2 separate regions of the Mus musculus genome follow, and region 2 is linked to region 1. The links are chromatin loops, found by intact Hi-C in ENCODE. Cell type or tissue: left cerebral cortex. All regions are shown on one strand. Each heading gives the region's core, and the rest is flanking DNA. Links, peaks and the distances in the headings are about the cores only.

Region 1 (9,618 bases), core at 633-8,632:
GTAGATTTATCCTGTCCAACACTAAATGGTCTTGAAACAATGAATAGTGGGTAGATTGGGCTTCTTATTGGTAACCTGAACAGAGCCTGACTTTCCACCATCTGGAGAAGAAGCTGTGAGCAGTTTGTTCAGCCAACTTAACTGTTTATTTATGTATCTTATAATGATGTTTTTTTTAAGTGAAAACCATGATGTTCATGGGATACATTTCTCGGAATGTAGCCCTGTGGTTAATTGACAGAAACAGTATACATGTATCCATCAGAAGAACATGGAACAATCAAGAATGTTTATATTATGAAGTCCACAGTGTCTAGGCATATGAGGAAACAGGAAAAGTGTGAAAGCATGCCCTGAAGCAAAGACAAGGAACAGAAACACAGAAAACTTCAACTGAGGATCTGGTATTTGATACAACTAGGAGAACGATTTGACCATTAATAACTAAAAGCTTAAAGTCTGCCTTCAGGCAGTTATCAGAATAAAACAGACTCAATTTGAACGGTTTTGAGAATGTAGATGTCAATTTTGCTGTCATCAGCTCCAAGTTTATTTCAGAGACTTTGTTATCTAGAAGCTGAATATTTCTGGAATCTCTAAAAGGCTTAATAGGCTTAATATATGGACCACATGAAATTAGTGGGCAGAGATTAGAACGTTTTTAGACTGTGCCAATCTGAACAAAAATTCTGTCCAGACCTAATAACAGAAGGAAAGGTTTAAAGTCAACATTGGAGACTTGGATTAGACTCATGGTAACAACAATGCAGCAGTGTGGGTCTTAATTGCATGGACTCACCTCTTGATTTGGGGCTAAGACACTAAAAGGCAATTGGTGTGTATTTGTCCATGAGCACAACACCTCTGTCTCTCTGTCTCTCTCTCTCTCCCTCGCTCTCTCTTACTGTCTCTCTCTCTTGCTCTATCTCTCTTCTCTCTCCCAGTGTGTGTGTGTGTGTACTAAAAATGATTAATTTGTTTCTCATTATTGTTATTCCTTTGTTTTTTTAATTTGTTCCTCATCGTTCTGTGAAAAAAAGACTAGTTTAAGCTCCATCAAAATCATGCACACAAATTTGCAGCCTTTTCAAGCACTCATAATTACTTGTTGCTGTCATTTTGTCTAGCCTACTCAAATCACCCCACAATCCTGCTGTAGAATTGTTTTAATGTAGAGAAAATTCCCAATGTAACCAGAGAAAATACTAACCAAGTAAATACAAAAGGGTTATGGGACCAGAGAGGAAAGGAATTACCTCATACCCTTTTAATCATAGAAACTAGTCAGCTGCCTTTTTGTAAGAGGATTTTAAGGCAGATGACAGGATTCTGGAACACTGAATGAGCATAGCAATTTAACAGAAAATCTGATATTTGCACCTGGTAATTCTTCTGTGGTCCCAGTTGGCCAGGATTAGGATTTGGGGTTAGGGGATGGGGGCAACTGTGGGCGGTTGTCAAACTAAAGCCAATATAACCTAGGATGCTCTATTGCATCTGTCTAAAGAAACCTGGTATTCTGAGCCAGTTTTCTGCACATTCTCAGCTCTTTCAGGAGTGATCACAGCAAGCTTCCTTAAAGAAAATTTGTCAAGGAGAATAGAGGAAGTAGTACACTAGTCCCTTGGACTTCCACCCCTCCAACAGCACCACACCATGCTGAGAGTGGGTTACTCTGGTGGAGCCTGCCCAGCTGCCTAAGAATAGTGTAGACAAATCTTCTGTATCCTTGATCAATCTGGTAGGGTGGGCACAAAATGTCTTCTGTTTTGAGTAGCCAGCTTCCTGCTCACCCCTGTGTTCACAGAGAGTAGCAAATTAATTTCTTGATTTTCACATATAAGACATAAGTATGATCCTGCTAATGAGCCTCAGTATGCCTATGGGAACCTGCCCTGAGATAATCTAGTGAAGTTTTCAATTAGACCCAGAGGACTCTTGATGTAGGCATAGAGGTATACTTCAGTAGATGAAAGTTGGCAATGATGGCAATGAGAAGCTGAAAAGAAGCTAAAGATTGACATGATATGTTTATAAGGAATCCTGACATCATTTAACATAAAATAAGATAAAAAAAAACAGAAAAGCAAGAAAACAAAACTTCTAGCAAGAAGATGATAATGGGTGAAATACTAAAGAGAGATCTATCTTCTGCCCTTATTTATACATGGGTTTCTTCTGAAGATAAAGTGAATTTTCCTGGAAGAATACACACACACACACACACACACACACACACACACACACACACAGGTGCGCGCGAGTACCCGCGCAAATAAACATATAGAGAAGCATGCACAAACACTTCAAAAACATTCACACAGACACAAAGATTTACTTACATACACATACTCCCATAGAAATATACTTATACACAGAAATATTCAAAGAACAAACGTTCACAAACACTCATAGAGACACAGAGAGACACAGTCAAGAAAACACAGACACACACAGACACATTCTGAGACTCACACATGCACACATGGATATACAGACAGAATCTTATAAACAGGCACACGCACACACACACACACACACACACACACACACCAAAGACACAGGTATATACACACAGATGCACACACACAGACACAGAAAACACACACACACAGAAAATACACACACACATACACACACAAACACACACATGAACATATATACCCACAGATCCAAACACAAATGCATACACATAATTTTGCATACAGAGACACAGAGAAAGACTGATACACAGAGAAAGACACACATATACATAGGAACCCTCACACTAGTATTCATGAAGACACACATATGCAGACAAATGCAGACATACTCACATAGATGCACACATAACTACACACACATTCATAGATACAAACTGACATACTCATACACATATACACAATCACACACACATAAACATACAACCCCACGGAAACAGACATATAAATCTCTTTCTGTCTCTCTCTTTTCTCCTCTCCCTCTCTTTATGCCCTCCCTCTCTGAAAAACCACAAAGAAACATTCTTGACTTCAATTTCTTACTCTTCCCTGATCCTAAGGGAACATATGCTAACCTGGACTTATTTGGGGACTCTAAAAACATACCACCATTCTAGAATCTATTCCTTCTTTGGCCAGAAGCCCAGAGTGGGTTTCATGGATGGATAGGTCCAGCTGGAAACCTATGCTAGGCATTGTGTGTGTGTGTGTGTGTGTGTGTGTGTGTGTGTGTGTGTGTGTGTGTGTTTATACAGGACAGCGGCTTGTGATGATCATGTTAACTATACATGATCCTTAAAGTCATATTTATTTATTAGCCATTGAGGTGATATTTGGTAATATTCAACAGAAAAGCTATTTTGTACTAAGCAGAATATTAAGGACCTTTATCTTCATTGTTATGTATGAGTGCACATAGAGATGAGCATACGCTCTGAAAATTCTGTAACAGTTTATTTGTTTCAAAATATGCAACACACAAATGTTCTTAAATATTTGTGATTGCTTCCAACTCCCTGCAGATAAAGGTAACAAAGCACCCCCCCCCCATTCAGGCTGCTTTAATCTCCCTGTGGGGCTTTCTAATGTAATTTTAAGACATAAAATGTATTCATGATCACACCAATAATTACATGCTTGGAAAATAAAATGATTTTCTTATTCCCCATTAACATTAATTGTTTCCAGAACTTTAGCCTCTGGCAAGAGCCTATCAGTGCCGTAGGGCAGCAATGCCCATGGGACTAAGCTGTTGTAGACTAGGAGCATGGAAATACAAATCATAAATACACACATTTAGATCTTGTGTTGCCATGATTTGATTTTTCATATAATTTGCCTAGTTCCCCATCACCTCAGCAGCCTTTTCTTCCAGTGATTTATAGACATTCCTTCTATAATACAGTTACAAAATTTGCAAAGGTTTCCAATAAGCCTATATGTTATCTTTTTCACTTCTTTTAAGCTACCTTTTCTAGTTCCAGATCACTAGCCTTATTTATTTTTTAATGATATGAGATAGCATTTTAGCTACAGTTTCTCCCAATGGAAGTTAACCAAATGTTGTGAAATGATTTTTAATATCTCAACCATATGCAATTGGGAATTATTTGAATTTGTTTGGATAAATCTCCATGTATACATAGATTAAATACAGATCTTGTTCCTCCCTATCCCTCCTTTTAAATTTTTTTCTTCAACCCCATGAACGCTGGGATTACAGGTTTTTGCCTCTAACTCCACAATGGCTTTTTAAAAAGTGATCATTTATATTTATGGGATGAAAATTCTCTAAATAAGGTGTTTTTTTTTTTTTAATGTTTCCCCAGTTGGCTCCACCAATTCACTTGTGGCAGATCTTCTGACCCCTGTGTAAAAGAGTAAAATTGGAGATAATTAAAATTTGACGGGATACTTTTCTAATTGATTCCTCTTGTCGTCGGAAATGTTTTCAGTGCTATGACGCCTGCTCTCTCCCATGCCAAATGTCAGCCACTTGCCCAAATCCGATGCAGCAACCTTTTCCAAGACCTTTTATATATTATTTCTGTAGATTGCAAAATAGTAGGTCCCAGAGAAAGGTCTAGTTTTTGGCTCTACTGTCCATTTAGACCATTTCTTAAGAATGTGCGAGATCTGGAGTATGAATGATTGCAGATAACGGATTGTGCTTTCAGGGTCCCGAGACACTCGCTCTAATACAGCTGTGTTTTCAGCCTCCCAAGAGTTCCTGCTTTCCCCTCCACCCAAATTCTCAAACATCTGCTTGTAACCAAAGGAACAAATCCTCACTTCCTTGAGGAGGAATGAACCCCTGGCAAATCCAAGTTGGCTGTTTCAAAGAGATTTTTCTTCCCATTTCCTTTATGGTGGTTGGGAGCCTTCTCTAATCATGTTACAGTGCCATCTAGCAACCAGAACAGGAAGTCTCTAGATGGAGTAAAGTGCCTGCAATATAGGCAGCTGCTGATAAAAACAGCCCCCGCACATCGGAAACAGACGAGGGGACGATATGTGAAGCAGAGTATTTAAAAAAAATCATACCAACTACAAATATTTAAATAATATACCACTGTGTGAAATATCCAATACTTTGTGACCCCTAGCTTAACCAGATGAAATCTTTATTTCAAATTGACTCTCAAAAGGAACTGATGATGACTCTAAATACACAATCCTATGTGTCTATGGAAATTCACAGATTGATTTTACATTGTGATTTAAAATTGTTCTCAATTTGTAAAATCTCACAGACCACTTTATTAATCACAGTATGTGTTATAAAGTCTGTGATACCTAAGATCATAGGCACTATGTATTGTAGTCATTCATATATTCATAGAGAACTAGAACATTTCTAATGTTTCTGCTATTGCAAATGATGCTGACAATCACAAAATTTTTAGTTCTTTTTGGAAAAAAATAGACTGGTGCAGAAGCAAAATAGGATATTTTACATTTTGCAATGTATTGTAAAAGTCTTTACTTTTAGAGGTTTCTATGAGATCACAAAAAACAATGGCTTTATTATAGACTTGCTCTGATTTCAAAAAAGGAAACTCGGAGGCCTCTCAGTCTCGTTCCTTTATCTGGACAACTAATCCCTCGAAACCCTCTCTGTTGCTGGCAAGGGGTGAACATTTGAGGACTTGCCTGTGTGATTCAGACACATGGAGACCAAGATATTAATGATGAGGCCGCCGATTGTGAAATTAAGCACTTCCAGGGAAAGTAAGTTTCATGGCCATGTGTATCCACGTTGCGTTCCAAGGAAGTGAGGGCCCGGGAGCTTTGTGATGGAGAGCAAAGAAAGCAAAAGCAAATGGAGCGATTCATTGTGATCACCTTGCTGTCTGCCAATAAAGCACTTCAGAAGTCTGTTTCAGAGACTAATTGTTTTGCTTTTCGCCTTTTCTTTTTGTTTTGTTTTGTTTTGTTATTTGCCTTTCATTCTTCCTAACACTATTCATAGTTCCTAACCTGTCATTTCATTTTAAGATCCTGCTATTTATTTATTTACTTATCTATTTACCTAACAAAAATCTCTTAAAACTCTGATGATTATATGATCCTGTTTTACAAGCTTGGGGCATGTTGGTGTGTAAAATAAAGGTACCTGCTTCCTTGTAGATTTTAATCAGGCTCTCACCAGATTTGCATGTTATGTTTATTAATACAGTGAATAAAAAGCGATACATAAAGCAGACCAAAAAAATCAAAGCACACAGAGGCAAGGTTGAGTGCGCCAGATGTCAGAGGCTTCAAGGATAATCAAGGGAATCTGGATAAGACATGTTTGACTTGAATTTTGATAAAAAATTTACAAGAGCTGAGTCAATCAATATAAGTGGAAGATGGATCTTCCTAGGCAGCAGACAAAACACTCCCGAGTATTCGGTAACTGAGAACAGGGTCTCTGTGGCTGCGAAGCAGCTCGAGTCAGAGGGTGATGCACACAGTGTAAAGTATGATTTTTCGGGCTTCCACTCGGGGTAGCGTTTTGAAAGGGGATTGACTTCAGTGTGACTCATTCTGCTGTGAGGATTGTATGGGTGTGGGGAGACACTGGGGTATAGGCAGGAAATCGTGTTAAGGGGTTATTTCAGATGCTCGAAGTGGGTGTGATGGATTCAGGTCAGGTTTCACCTATGGGCCGGGTTCTTACTTGGTGCCTTTTTTACTTTGACGGAGCTGTGGGGTTATGTGAGTTCCCGACAGAGGTGTGAAAGAAAAATCTATAGTAGCTCTATGTAATGTTCCAGTAACAGTGTTGAGCCTCAGTAAGTATTAAAATAAGGTGAGAAACAAGTGCTTTGCTGTACTCCCAGATCCGTGCTGTTCAGAGAAGCCTTGTTTAGCAGGACTCTGGGGCAGGATACTGAAGGTGTGGCTTGGATCACAGCCAGATTGAAACCAGAATGTTTAAACTTGAGTCTACTGGGAAAATGTGGTTATTAGCCCGAGCAGAGGGGAAAATTATCAAGGGAAAAACTGTGCAGGCATTTGTATGTAAGGCTAGAGTTCAGTAAGCAGGGCGGCTGTTCTCCTTGCCTGTCCTCTACCTTCAGACTTGGTTACAAATGAAGTCTTTTCTTCTCCACCAGGCTCTCTATGACTTTCCTGATTTCCCATACCAGTGAGTTATTACAATTCTGTGGAAGCTCAAAGCCTAAATCGTGTACGTTTGTCCAAAGTTTAAATACTGATAATACTGATAACTCATGATTTAAGAAAGCGAAAAGTCAGAGGTCAATTGCAAATGCCATTTCAAGGCCGTGAGGCTGAATGCGCCTTGAAGTCACTGAAGGATCTGAAAACTTGATTTCAGAAAATTGAGCTAATCTGACCTTGGCTAATTGACCCAGAGTTAGCTTACTTCCTTGCTTTAAACTGTCATCCTGGGGTCAGGGGCAGGTACCTGGGTTCTTTCCCAGTAACTGAGAACATTTCAATTACATTTCTGTAGGGAATCAGCCTCTCACAGCCACCATTTTACAAGCTCTCACCACCCGTTATGGGCCTTATCTAATGTCAATCACCTGAAAAAAAAACAAGAAGGGAGGCGATGGGCTCAGAGCAGCTTACAGACTTGGAGGAAGGGAGGGGGTGCTAGCACATGCGCACTCCTTCCACCGCAGTGCAGGGGTCTGCTCAAGAGGGAGGGGGATTTCTTGGCACATGCGCAATGGAAACACACTGCAGCAGCTCCCTTCTCTCGAGGAGGGGGCTTCCTGGCGCCTGCGCACTCTTACTACAGCATTGCAGAGTCTACTGTGCGACTGCGCCAGTTTGTCAGCTTCTAGAAAGATCTAGGGCTAGACAGGGGCGGGGGGCAGAGAGGGAGTTGGGCTGTGGCTCTTTGCTCCAGCCCCTCCCTTTGCAGCTCTCAAGCCACAAGTGTTCCTTTGCTCAGGTTACTGCGCCAACAGGCGGCTGCTGCGTGGAACAGAAGAGGCCCTTCTGTCCCCTGACAGCTTCTGACTGCAGTGTTTGTTAGGGCTTGGAAATGTTGGAAATGTGCTGTGTGGGTCACCAAAGTAGAATTCGAGTCAAATAACACATCCTAATTTTGGAAAGAGCAGCTGCATAGGAAATTTGGGTGCGTTGACAAGCTGAAGGTGAGCTGCCTGGGAGAAAGGATTACCTCAGCATTTGAGCCTGATGCCCTTCAGCCTGCCCCCAACCCAGGACTCTATCCCCTGGGGCCTCAGCTCCTTGCTAGCCATCTGCATTAGAGCAACACTGTTAGAAATGCAGATTCTCAGCTCACTCCAGTCAGAAAAAGAAATCTGAGAGGGCCCACCCTGGTTTTAACAGCCTTGGGGTGTTTTTGATCTATATCTCCAGATAGACACTAAGGAGAGAATGTTGAGTAAACAAAGGCCTGACTGCATCCCAGGAACACTGCTTCCCAAAATCTGACCCTCAGGTCCTACTCTCCTGCGGCTGACCAGAACAGGAGATGGGTCATTTGAGCAAAGCAATGTGATGGCCTTGAGCCTAGCACAGGACTTGGTCTTTCCAAAGACTGTTTGCTAACAGATACAACATAAAACAGCCTATGTGCTTCCTTCTCTCCATATGACATGCAAATAAATAAATAAATAATAAAAAAGGAGCCTTTTAAAAACAGGGAGTCATTCTTGGAAAGTCTGTCACTGTCCACTCCTTGACTTAAGATACTCACAGCCTAAAGCCAACTTCAAATTCAAATTCACCCGACCGGACAGGAAAGTTAGCTGACTTTTTCCATACTCTGAGAGTCACAAAGGAAAAAAAAAAAAAAAAAAAAAAAAAAAAAAAAAAAAAAGCAAAGTTCAGATTCTGACTTTTTAATGTGTGTAATAAATTGGTGAAAATTCAGTCAGACTTCAAATTAGCTGTATTTTGTATGCATGTGCTAATTTTAGTCTGGACTGGGGTGAAAAAAATAATGAACGTGGAAGTTATTCACATGTTGATGACTTTAAAGCTGTAGTATGTAAGTTTTCCTCGTTCTAAACCACAGTAGAAGCAATGAGGTTTTATTACAAATTTCTGGGATTTTGTTTGTTTGTTTTAGCTTGTACCTGAAAAGTAGTTCTTCCATACATTTTGTTTCCTCTCATTCTCATAAACCTTGTTTATGTATTGAACAGTTTGTTTCTAAGCTCATCTCTACATTTTGTTGTATTTTATGATACTTAACACCACCAAAAAGTCTACTGACTCAACATTTTACTTGAAAGCCATCTTGCCGTGGGTCATACATCATAGATAGGTACTTCAATTCTTTATCGGTGATGTTTACCAGATTTTTGTTTTCTAACCTCTAGTCAACTGAAATTTCTTTATTTCCTTGGGTTTTTCTAACACTTTTCGTTTGCTATATTTTCAGTTTATTCCATCCCATTCCAAAGTCTGTGACACAATAGCTTCTTTTTTATGAAATGTTTCACTTCGGGAAGTATGATCATATGTGTGTGTGTGTGTGTGTGTGTGTGTGTGAAAGAGAGAGAGAGAGAGAGAGAGAGAGAGAGAGAGAGAGAGAGGAGAGAATATGAAATATCTATGATATTCACTTTGCCCCAACTTCTTACTTCAAACAGCACTCAGCCTGGATATGTGCTGAGATTTCTAAATTAAGTTGACTCTGATG
Region 2 (9,618 bases), core at 653-8,652, 72 kb before region 1:
AGAAGGAGAAGGAGAAGGAGAAGGAGAAGGAGAAGGAGAAGGAGAAGAAGAAAGGAATTCTAACCTCTAAAATGATAGATCAGGAGGGGCTAATGGTACATCATTAGGACCTCTGTGAAAAACTTCTTGACTAGTATTAATGACCTCGTTACAGAGGGATTTCTGTCCTGCTTCCTGTTTACAGAATGAGGAACAGCTGAAAGTAGTACTTTTAAAATCAAATATTAGATCCAAGGATGCCCTAGTTTTGGATTCCGAATCTTCAGAAATAGCAGAAGTAAATTTCTGTTGTTTATTCATTATCTGATTTATGGTCTCTTTTTTAGCAGCCCACCAAAGAACTTTACAATCCATTTCACTTACTTGACCCTTATCAGACTTATGACTTACAAATAAGTTAGCCCACTGTAAAAGAAATATGACATTTTTGGTATACTTCCAGTGCTTGTTATGATCATTGATCTTTACTACCAACTCGATTGAACTGAGTATATTTCAGGATATGGCTGTGAGGGAATTTCCAGAGATGACTAAATAGGAAGGCTTGTTTCAAATGGGCAATATTCCAGCCCATATGGTGAGGGTTCAGATGATATAAAGGAGAAAAAGGGAGAAAGCACAGTGCAGCTACTCTATTTCTGCCTCCTGTTTACCATAAGGTAAGCTGTTTGCTACCTCTTTGACATCATGGCCACAACTCCCAGGAGCTCTTAGCATAATATTTCCTCACTTACATTGCTGTATCAGAGATTCATTCACAGTAATGGAAATTGGACTAGTATACATGCCTAAAGTATAGGCAGTGATGTGAAAGGCATGTTAACTCATTGTGTTCATAATACTTGTGTTTTTCAGCTATACATGTTGATGTGGGATATCATGATGTAACTCTGAGCCTTTCACTATTAAAAATATCAAACTTTATACTGTTCATATTTATATTTTAATTCATCTCTGTGTTTGTCTATCTGTAAAAGCAATTCTTTCTTTTTTTTTTAATTTAATGATATTTTTGCAGGACTAAACCACTAATTTCTATTTAAATCCATTAAGGCAGCATATCTAGGTTTAGAACTTTCCTTATTTAAAAATTTAATTTTTTATTTATTTATATTTTACACTCCAGATTTTATTCCCCTCCCATCTACCCTCCAACTGTTCCACACCCCATACCTCCTTCCTCCTCCCCTATCTCAACAAGGATATCCTCCTATTCCCTCCCGCTTACCAGACCTCTAAACTTCCTGGGGCCTCCAGTCTCTTGAAGGTTAAGTGCATCTTCTCTGACTGAACTAAGACCTGGCAGTCCTCTGCTGTGTATGTGTTGGGAGCCTCATATCAGCAGGTATATGCTACATGGTTGGTGGTCCAGTGTCTGAGAGATTTCAGGAGTCCAGGTTAACTGAAACTGCTGGTGTTCCTACAGGGTCACCCTCCTCCTTAGCTTCTACCAGCTTTTCCCTAATTCAACTAAAGGGGTCAGCAGCTTCTGTATATTGGTTGGACACTTGTTGGGTCTTTCAGAAGGTCATCATGATAGGTCCCTTTTGGGGGGCACTCAGTAATACTGTCAGAGCATAATCCAACAGAAAGACAGACCAGCAAGTGAGGCTTGCTATCCCACAGTCAAAACTCTGACCCATAATTGTTTCTGTCTGAAAGAACTTCAGTGATGGAAATGGAGAGGAGACCGAGGAAAAGATCGTCCAGCGACATGCCCAAAGTGGGATCCAGCTCAAGGGGAGTCCCCAAGGCCTGACACGATTACTGAGGCTAAGGTAGCATAAAATTTATAATGAAGAATTTCCAATAAATTCCTCTGTATCATCATTACCACAACCATCATCAATTTTTATTTAATATATGTATATGTCTGGATAGCATATGTCTGTAGATTTTGTGTACATACATGTGAGCATGAGTGCCTATCAGAAGGCCAAAGGAGGATTCTGGGTATCTATCTGTGACTCTCAAACCTGTTTTTTTTTTTTTTTTTTTTTTTTTGAGACGGTGTCCCTTGCAGAACCTGGCACTAGGCTGGAAGTCAGAAACCCTCTGCAATTTTCCTATGTCACTCTGCTCAGCTGGAGTTACAGGCTCACTTTCAGCCATTTCCAGCCTCTTTTACATTGCTGCTAGGATCTCTTTTCATAGAAGCAATGCTTGGGTTTATTTACTTTATAGCAATGTTGTACATGTGCACACTTGGAGGGAATATAATGGCAGTGCATTTAAACATGGTTTTTACCTCACTTCAAATTGAAGTCATTTTCATTTCAGTTTCTTCTCCCCTCTTAGGAATATTTGCTACTCTATCATATAAATGAGGCATAGATTTTTGAAATAATTGTTTTATGAATTTCTATTCAAGGGTTTTTCTGAAATTTGCTTGTATAAATTGCCACACACTGTATATATGTATATAGATGTGGTCAAATATGTATTCTACATATATATGTAGAATTGTTCTGTTAACTAATATAACTGTACATTGTCAGTTTGCCTTCATAGATATTTTGGTGGTCAACTCATCAATATGAATTTCTCATTGCTCACATTCTGTCTACTAAAAACTAATCCTTTATGTATACATGCATTCAAGAACCCATAAAGTTGTTCATTTTGAAATGAACAATGTCTCACTGACCTAATTTGCTTCTTCAAATTACTTTAAAAAGGCATACAACTGTCTTATACATGTCTTTTTTATTGCTAGTATAAAAAGAATAAGTATTTATTGACCACATTTGAGGCAAATATTTCATTTTAAAAATTGTTACCTGTTAATCTTATTGCTATTTCTGCAGAGAAAAAGGCATGTATCAATAGAATCTGACAGGTTTATGATTGGTCTTACAGTTTTATGTGTAGTTGACCCTTTCTACACTATCATTTCAGAAAAGCCATAGATTTAAACAAGTTACACACACCTTGAACAATGTTTCTGACATATGGATCATTATCTAGGAAAAGGACTAGACTTAGTGAATCTTGAGGTACGCAGTGTAAGTGGAGATCAAAATGGTACTACACAATGGTTTCTAATGAAAGCCCATGAAACAGAGCAACTAAATCCACTGGTTTTAATTAATTTCATATAGTGTATGTCTTATTATGCAACTTGGGAACTATGAAAAACAAAACACTGTTATCATTCCATGGTTGTGAGCTGACAATATTGCTGTTTGGAGAATTTTCATTTCTGCAATGTCTACTTTTGTGTGATATAGAGCCTATTTGTGTCCATCCCCCCCCCCTCCTGACTTCTCTATATCACTTAATCATTGAAGCAGGGATCCTTTGTCTTGTACTTATTATATATATACAGTATAATCCACTGACTGTCCTTCTCAGTTCTGCCAATATTTACCTAAGGAGAGACAGCAGAGTTTCAAAGACACGATTTTTAACTCTCTGTGGACAAATGATCTGAAATGACCTGTGGGTGTTCCTTTGGACTTAACACAATTTCCTCTAACTTTTCAATTCCAGCTGTCCATGCCTAACAGACTCTCAAAGGGAGATGCTGGCTTCTTTTTTCTTCTTGAATTGAAAGGCCCACAAGCCTGAATGAAGGCTTATTAACTATTTGAATGCTGCAGTGGGACAAATGCTGAAATTTCTGCTCCTCCAGAAATATAAAGAAAAAACCCTATGTGAATTATATTAAGTATTTTTGAAATATATTTACCAGAAAGACAAAGGAAGGAAATAAAATTTAAAAAAATGAAGGAAGACAGTCCAAAAGTGAATGCTGAGAAATGTACAGAGGCTTTCAGTTTGGCCGAGGTCTGTGTATCTTATCACTCTGATCCAGGAATTGGACATTTTCTTTACAAAATATACTCTCTTTCTCTATCAGAAATTCTGTATTTCCTGCTTTTTTATCTTTTAGATAATGTGGAATGAGATACTTAACCTCAGTCACCTCTTTAAATTGAGAATACTGATTAAAACAAGCACATGTGCTGCATAGAATCATGACAAGATGATATGCCTGGCACTGATTAAGCAATTAACTAACAGTGCCCACCATTATCTTTTCAAATTATTTACAAGCAACGTGTAATATTATTATTCCAAATGATGATAATAGAAAACCCAACGGATGTTTCCTTTCAGTGTTTTTGTTATTACTTTTCCATGAAAAAAAACCTACATTTTTCTGATAATGATTTTTTCTTTAAAATATATAATAACCTCAATTTTCTTTTCCCTTTATCCTCACAGCCTCTGCCTTGGTTAGGAATTTCATCACCTCTCATTTACGCAATTTCAGGAGCCTGGTAACCCGTCTCCCTGGCAACAGTTTCCACTCTACTCATCGCCTAAGGACTGATTTCCTCCCCTCTCCTCCCCTCCCATCCCCTCCTATTCTTCTATCTTCTCGATCAAATGAATTTCAGTGCCATACATATAATGTGGTATAATATTGTTTGTGTGCCTGGCCAGATTTTTTTGCATATGAATACACATTTCTGAGTAGTTGAAATGATAGCTACATATAATTTATATTCTGATTTTCACCTAACAGTAATTTTACAAGCACTTTCCAGGCTGCTAAGAAGGCTTGGCAATTATTTTTTTTCAGCAACATGAGGGTCTATCAGGGAAAAAAGACCATCATTCAATTAATTATTGCATACTGTGTTTGAAATGAAGGTTGCCTCCAATTTCCCAAGGTTGTTTAAATTACGTTATTTTAGAGGTCAGCGTGTATAATGATATTTTCCTCAATTTTGAATAATTTCATCATTTAAAAAAAAGTATGCAGGAGTAATGTCCATGTGGCAAGGGTTGGTAATGTTTTGCAGCAGTTGATCATAATGCCAGTTTATTTCCAAATGTAGTGGCTCAATCTTGATGGGCCCTTGTGTATATTGCATCAGTTTCCAAAGACATAAGAACTGTGTTTTTTCACTTAGCCTAGCTTTCCATTTAAGGAATGAAAAAATTTCTTAATTTTACAGTGATAAATTATAACCTTTGCTTTAGTTTAATGATTAGCCAAGCTCAGATTACAAAAGCTTTTCACTGTGTGTAAATGTGTGTGTGGGAAGGACATTCTACTGTAGCTATTCACATCCCCAGGTCACACATATCGATTTGCTTGTGTTTGTTTTGTTTTTTGTTTGTTTGTTTTACAATGAGCAGGAGCTCTGCCTTAGCAGTGTAAAAGCACCTGCGGTATTTCTCCAAATGCTTTCTTTTGTTTTGATGTTTTGTTATTTTCTTTTGTTCCTTTATTGGTTTTAATATTATGTGATATCCTCAGATTTGTTTGTTATTTTTTTACTATAAAAGCTTCCCTAACATCTTTGATTCCATCAATTAGGAAATAAAAAAAGTAAAAACAATAACATATATTCACAAGTTCCAAGATTCTTTGCAGTGAAGCCACTCCCTCCAATCTGCACAGAGTGAGGGGCCCACCAAGGAACGAAGTCTTTGTGTCTTCAAGACAAGTGGAGTAATACCCCTGGACTAATCTAATCACTCTGAGGTTCCCTGAAGAAGTGGAGGTATAGAGCCACGCACACCCTACAGCAGCAATGTGTACCACCTCTAGGTTCTATTTTCTCTTTCTTGTACCTCCTCTTTGTTGTATTATGTGTATGTCATTGAAATTAATTTGATCAAGACATAGAGCAATTGGAGGGGATGGGAAAGGATCGAAGAAAATCAGTCCTCAGGCGATGGTTAGATTGGAAATTGTTGAAAAGGAGACAGGCTATTGGGATCCTTTAAGTTTCACATAAGTTTACTGAGACATGCCTTTTGTAATTGGAGGTCTTCTAAGCGAATTAGACCATCCTCAATAGAGTGGATGCCTAGAGGACACACGGTGCATTTTATTTATCTGTTTATCTCTATCATTTATGTTTCAGAGAAAGACATTTAAAATCCATATTGAATGAAAGGACAGAACATTATCCTCTGGGGTACAGTGATTTTTAGAAAGTAAATGAATGTGGGCATGTTGTTTCCAAATAAGTGTGGGGATTTATGCCCTTGAATGTACTCTATGGCCCTTAGAACGGGATTCTGTTGAGAGAAAATTGCAGTGTTGGATGAACAAGGCCCTAGAAATGCATTAGGTATAAGAGAATAAATTAGAGGAAATAGGCTTCAGGGAAATAGGTTCTACAAAGCACTGTTCCTTCCTGTATTAGCCAGAAGTGGACTGCTACGAGGGGCCTAAACAGATTGTCAATATGGATGCTTTTTTTGACCAACAATGAAAGAATTATTATCATTGTTTTTTATGTGGTCTTGTTTATAACATTCTTTTATCTTTATATTGTATTTTGAGATGTTATTAAATCCTTTGAATTTATTTTTTATTTTGATTTTTCATTGTTAGCATATTAGAATACAAAATTTTGGTATACTTATGAGATAATCATATATTTACAGAATAATATGAGAAGTGGTGCAGAAAGCTGGTTATGGGTATCTACACCTATTATCCTCACACTCAGCAATTAGATGAAGGGTTGCAGCAAATGTGAATGCAGCTTGGTCTACCAAAAAGCTCTTGTGCATTCTGCTATACATAACAAGGTTGTGCCTCCAAACAATAAACTTAAGACAGGACACAGAGTATTCTTTTGCACTCTTTCAACTCATTTCATCTTCTAAACCCAGAGTACAGGCACAAGAGTGAGTGTGAGCATTAACACACTCAAGATCCAGGCCTCCTTTTTCTCTTCCTTGCCTTTCTTCCTTCTGCTGTACATATAGTACATCATAATTTTAACCTGCTTATTTTTACTCTCACATAATTTTGATCATCTCACATGTATTTACTTACTGTTTGTAGTTCTTTTCAGTGGCATGATAATTTACTTCTCTTATCTCTTTGACATATGTCTTGTTATTTCTTTATATTTTAAAATTTTACTTCTACATTAAATACATGGTTTAGAAATATTTTTACCCAGTTTGTAGTTGGTGCTTACACTTTCATAATTTCTGAGCAAAAAAAAATGTACAATAACAATATTTTTGTTGACTTCTAGCTTATCAAATTCTTTTTTTGCATAATTTACTTCTTGGTTTGAGAACTATTTTTCTATTTGAATATCCTGAAAATAGCCTATTCCTACAAAATTTTGTTTATTCATTTTCCATTTACATATGTGGTGCATTTGGAGCAACATCTGGACAGAGTGAGAGTTAAGTTAATGATCCATACTGATCTGTTGATATTCATCACTCTCATGCTACTTGTTGAAATGACAAATCTCTCCATTTATTTGTTTTGCCCCTGTGATGAGTATATTTTTTAATATTTCTTTTGTATTGTTAATCAATGTCTACATCTACGTGACTCTTAGATACTAATTTTAATTGAGATATAAGTACTCAAATTCTATGAAATATCAATTAAATTATAAGTTCAGTGAGGTTTAGTATATTCACAAAGTTTGCAATCATTCCAAATGTCTTATGCACAGACTTTTCATTATCCCAGAGACACATGTCATTCTAAGTTTTCACACCAATGTTGTATATTTCTCAGGATCATAATCAAAGTATAAAATATGCAACCTTTAGTGTTTAATGTGTTGCACACCCTTGTATCCATCCAGTGTAACTTTGGAAAGGATTTTTTGTTCCTCTCATTCACCTAGGTGCTTTTTCTCTTTAGATTATGGTGAATAGTGCCGCTATTCAGACGTCTTTTCCCCTTTGTTGTTGCTATTTAATTATGTTGCACAGTCATCATATACACACGCAGGTTTGGTGTATTTTGGTTTTATAGTATTTTGTTAAGGATTTCTGAATCTACACTTCCAATGTGTATCTGTTGTTTATGGTTTTCATTTTGTTTTATATTTGCTCAGTTCTTCCTAGGCAAAACTGATTATTTTAAAGACAGTTTCATTTTCCATTCATTGAAAAAAATTGTGAAAGATTTCTGGTAATTTTAAACATTTGTATTTTTCTCCTTGAAGATGTCTTTGGTTATTAGCTTTTAATATTTTTTAAATTAGTTATCAAAATTATTGCTTGCTGTTAATTTGTTCTAGTTTTCTAATTTTTAACAAGTTTCAGAGCTTATGTCTTACTACAAAGATTTTCTGTTTAACTAGGTTTTGTAACTTGTTCATGTCATGTCTGTATATGCTTTATATATATTTATTCTTTAAGACTCAGTGCTTATTTTCATTCTTATATTGTTTTAGTACAACTAATGGTTCACCGTTATGAAATATCACACTCTGGTTAGGTGGCTAAATAGAGAATTTATATTTTTTATTTCTTTTCTAATTTTTAATTTTTTGCACATTTTGTCATTAGTTAGCTATTGTTACTTTTGCTTTCTGAAATGCAAGATAGAGTCATTTATTTGGTATCCTAATTTTCTAAGTAAATAAACATATGTAGGATCGATGTAAATGTAGTATACCTAGGAAAAACTTGTTTTTAGCATTACTTAAATTTTGGCATTGTGTGCTTTCATTTTCATTCATCACAGAGCATTTTCTAATTCTCATTTTGCTTTCTTATTTTACATCAATTAAGACTGTGTCATTTAATTCATTCTGTATTTGTGATTCCCCTTTGCCTGCTTTTTTTGTTTCCTTGATTTCTAATTTTATGGCATTTTGTTTGTAGGATAATACTGTGTATGATTAAAATCCTTTTGAATTGATTGAAACTCATTTTGCCCTGACATATGGTGCCCCTGGACAGTGTTTTTGTGTTCATCGTGGGCAGAATGTGTGCTCTGCTGCTTCTGAGTAGAGCGCTTCGCATTTGTCTATTATGTGTAATTGGTGTGTTGTGCTGTAGGAGTGCTCTATTTCCATGCTAATTCTCTGTGCAGTTGTTCTATCCATTATTGAAAGTAGGTTATTGAAAAATTCAACAATTATGTTTGAATTGCTTATTCTCCCTTGAATTCTGTATTGCTTCACCTATTTGGACATCTATTGTTAGATGAATTTGCAACTATTTTGTGTTTGTGATAAATGGGAAATTTGCTATTGTATACTATCCATCTTTTTCTTCAATAGTAATTTTTATCTTAAAGGTTAATATTTTCAATATTGGCATAGGTTATGTTTTTCTGATTCCTTTATGTAAACTGTTTTCTCCAACTGACATATTTATATCTCATGTATAGAGCATATAATTGTTATTCTAATATTTCCTCCTTACTTTTCTTTGGGATTTACTTCCATTTAGTTAAGTAACTTATGATATAGCATTCGCACCTGCTAAGTAACTAGTTTCCTTGTATCTTATACTATCAATTCCTTCTGTAAGTATAAAATTTCTTGTGAAATAAATATTTGCTGCTGTACAATTTTATTTTTCTTGCTTTTTCTTTGATGGTATTTTTTTTTAATTTTCTTAGTGGAGCCTTTAAACATTATAATTAGCAGCTTAATTTATAACAATCTAGAGAAAATTAAAAGCAACTTAATTGAATAGTATACAAGAATCATGCCCCTTTATAGCTGTATTGCCTCCCTCTAATTTGTCTTGTTATTGTCAGACAAATTACCCCTTTGTACATTTTAATCCCATCAGCACAGACTTGTAATCATTCCTTTATGCAGTTGCCATTAAATTAGATAGGATTAAAACATAGTTACGAACAAC

What was found. Peaks named below come from ENCODE experiments on the same cell type or tissue, not always from the same donor. Only the 100,000 strongest peaks of a DNase experiment are listed, where the experiment ranks them.
Region 2: it touches region 1 in a loop (2.6-fold over the local background); 2 of 42 quality-filtered maps call a loop at or near these places.

What each region holds. Positions count from the first base shown.
Region 1 is chr7:62,229,470-62,239,087 of GRCm38, reverse strand. No RefSeq gene overlaps it. Among named protein-coding and RNA genes, the nearest start is that of Gm42395, 76 kb to the left of the region's middle. In left cerebral cortex, for the core only: a CTCF peak has its summit at 4,891; DNase peaks (open chromatin) are centred at 4,873, 7,674 and 7,783.
Region 2 is chr7:62,301,794-62,311,411 of GRCm38, reverse strand. Gm42395 (a long non-coding RNA gene) reads left to right here and starts at 1,493. Exons shown (of 2, transcript XR_882150.1): 1 at 1,493-1,778. In left cerebral cortex, for the core only: no CTCF peak of the experiment used is centred there; a DNase peak (open chromatin) is centred at 4,375.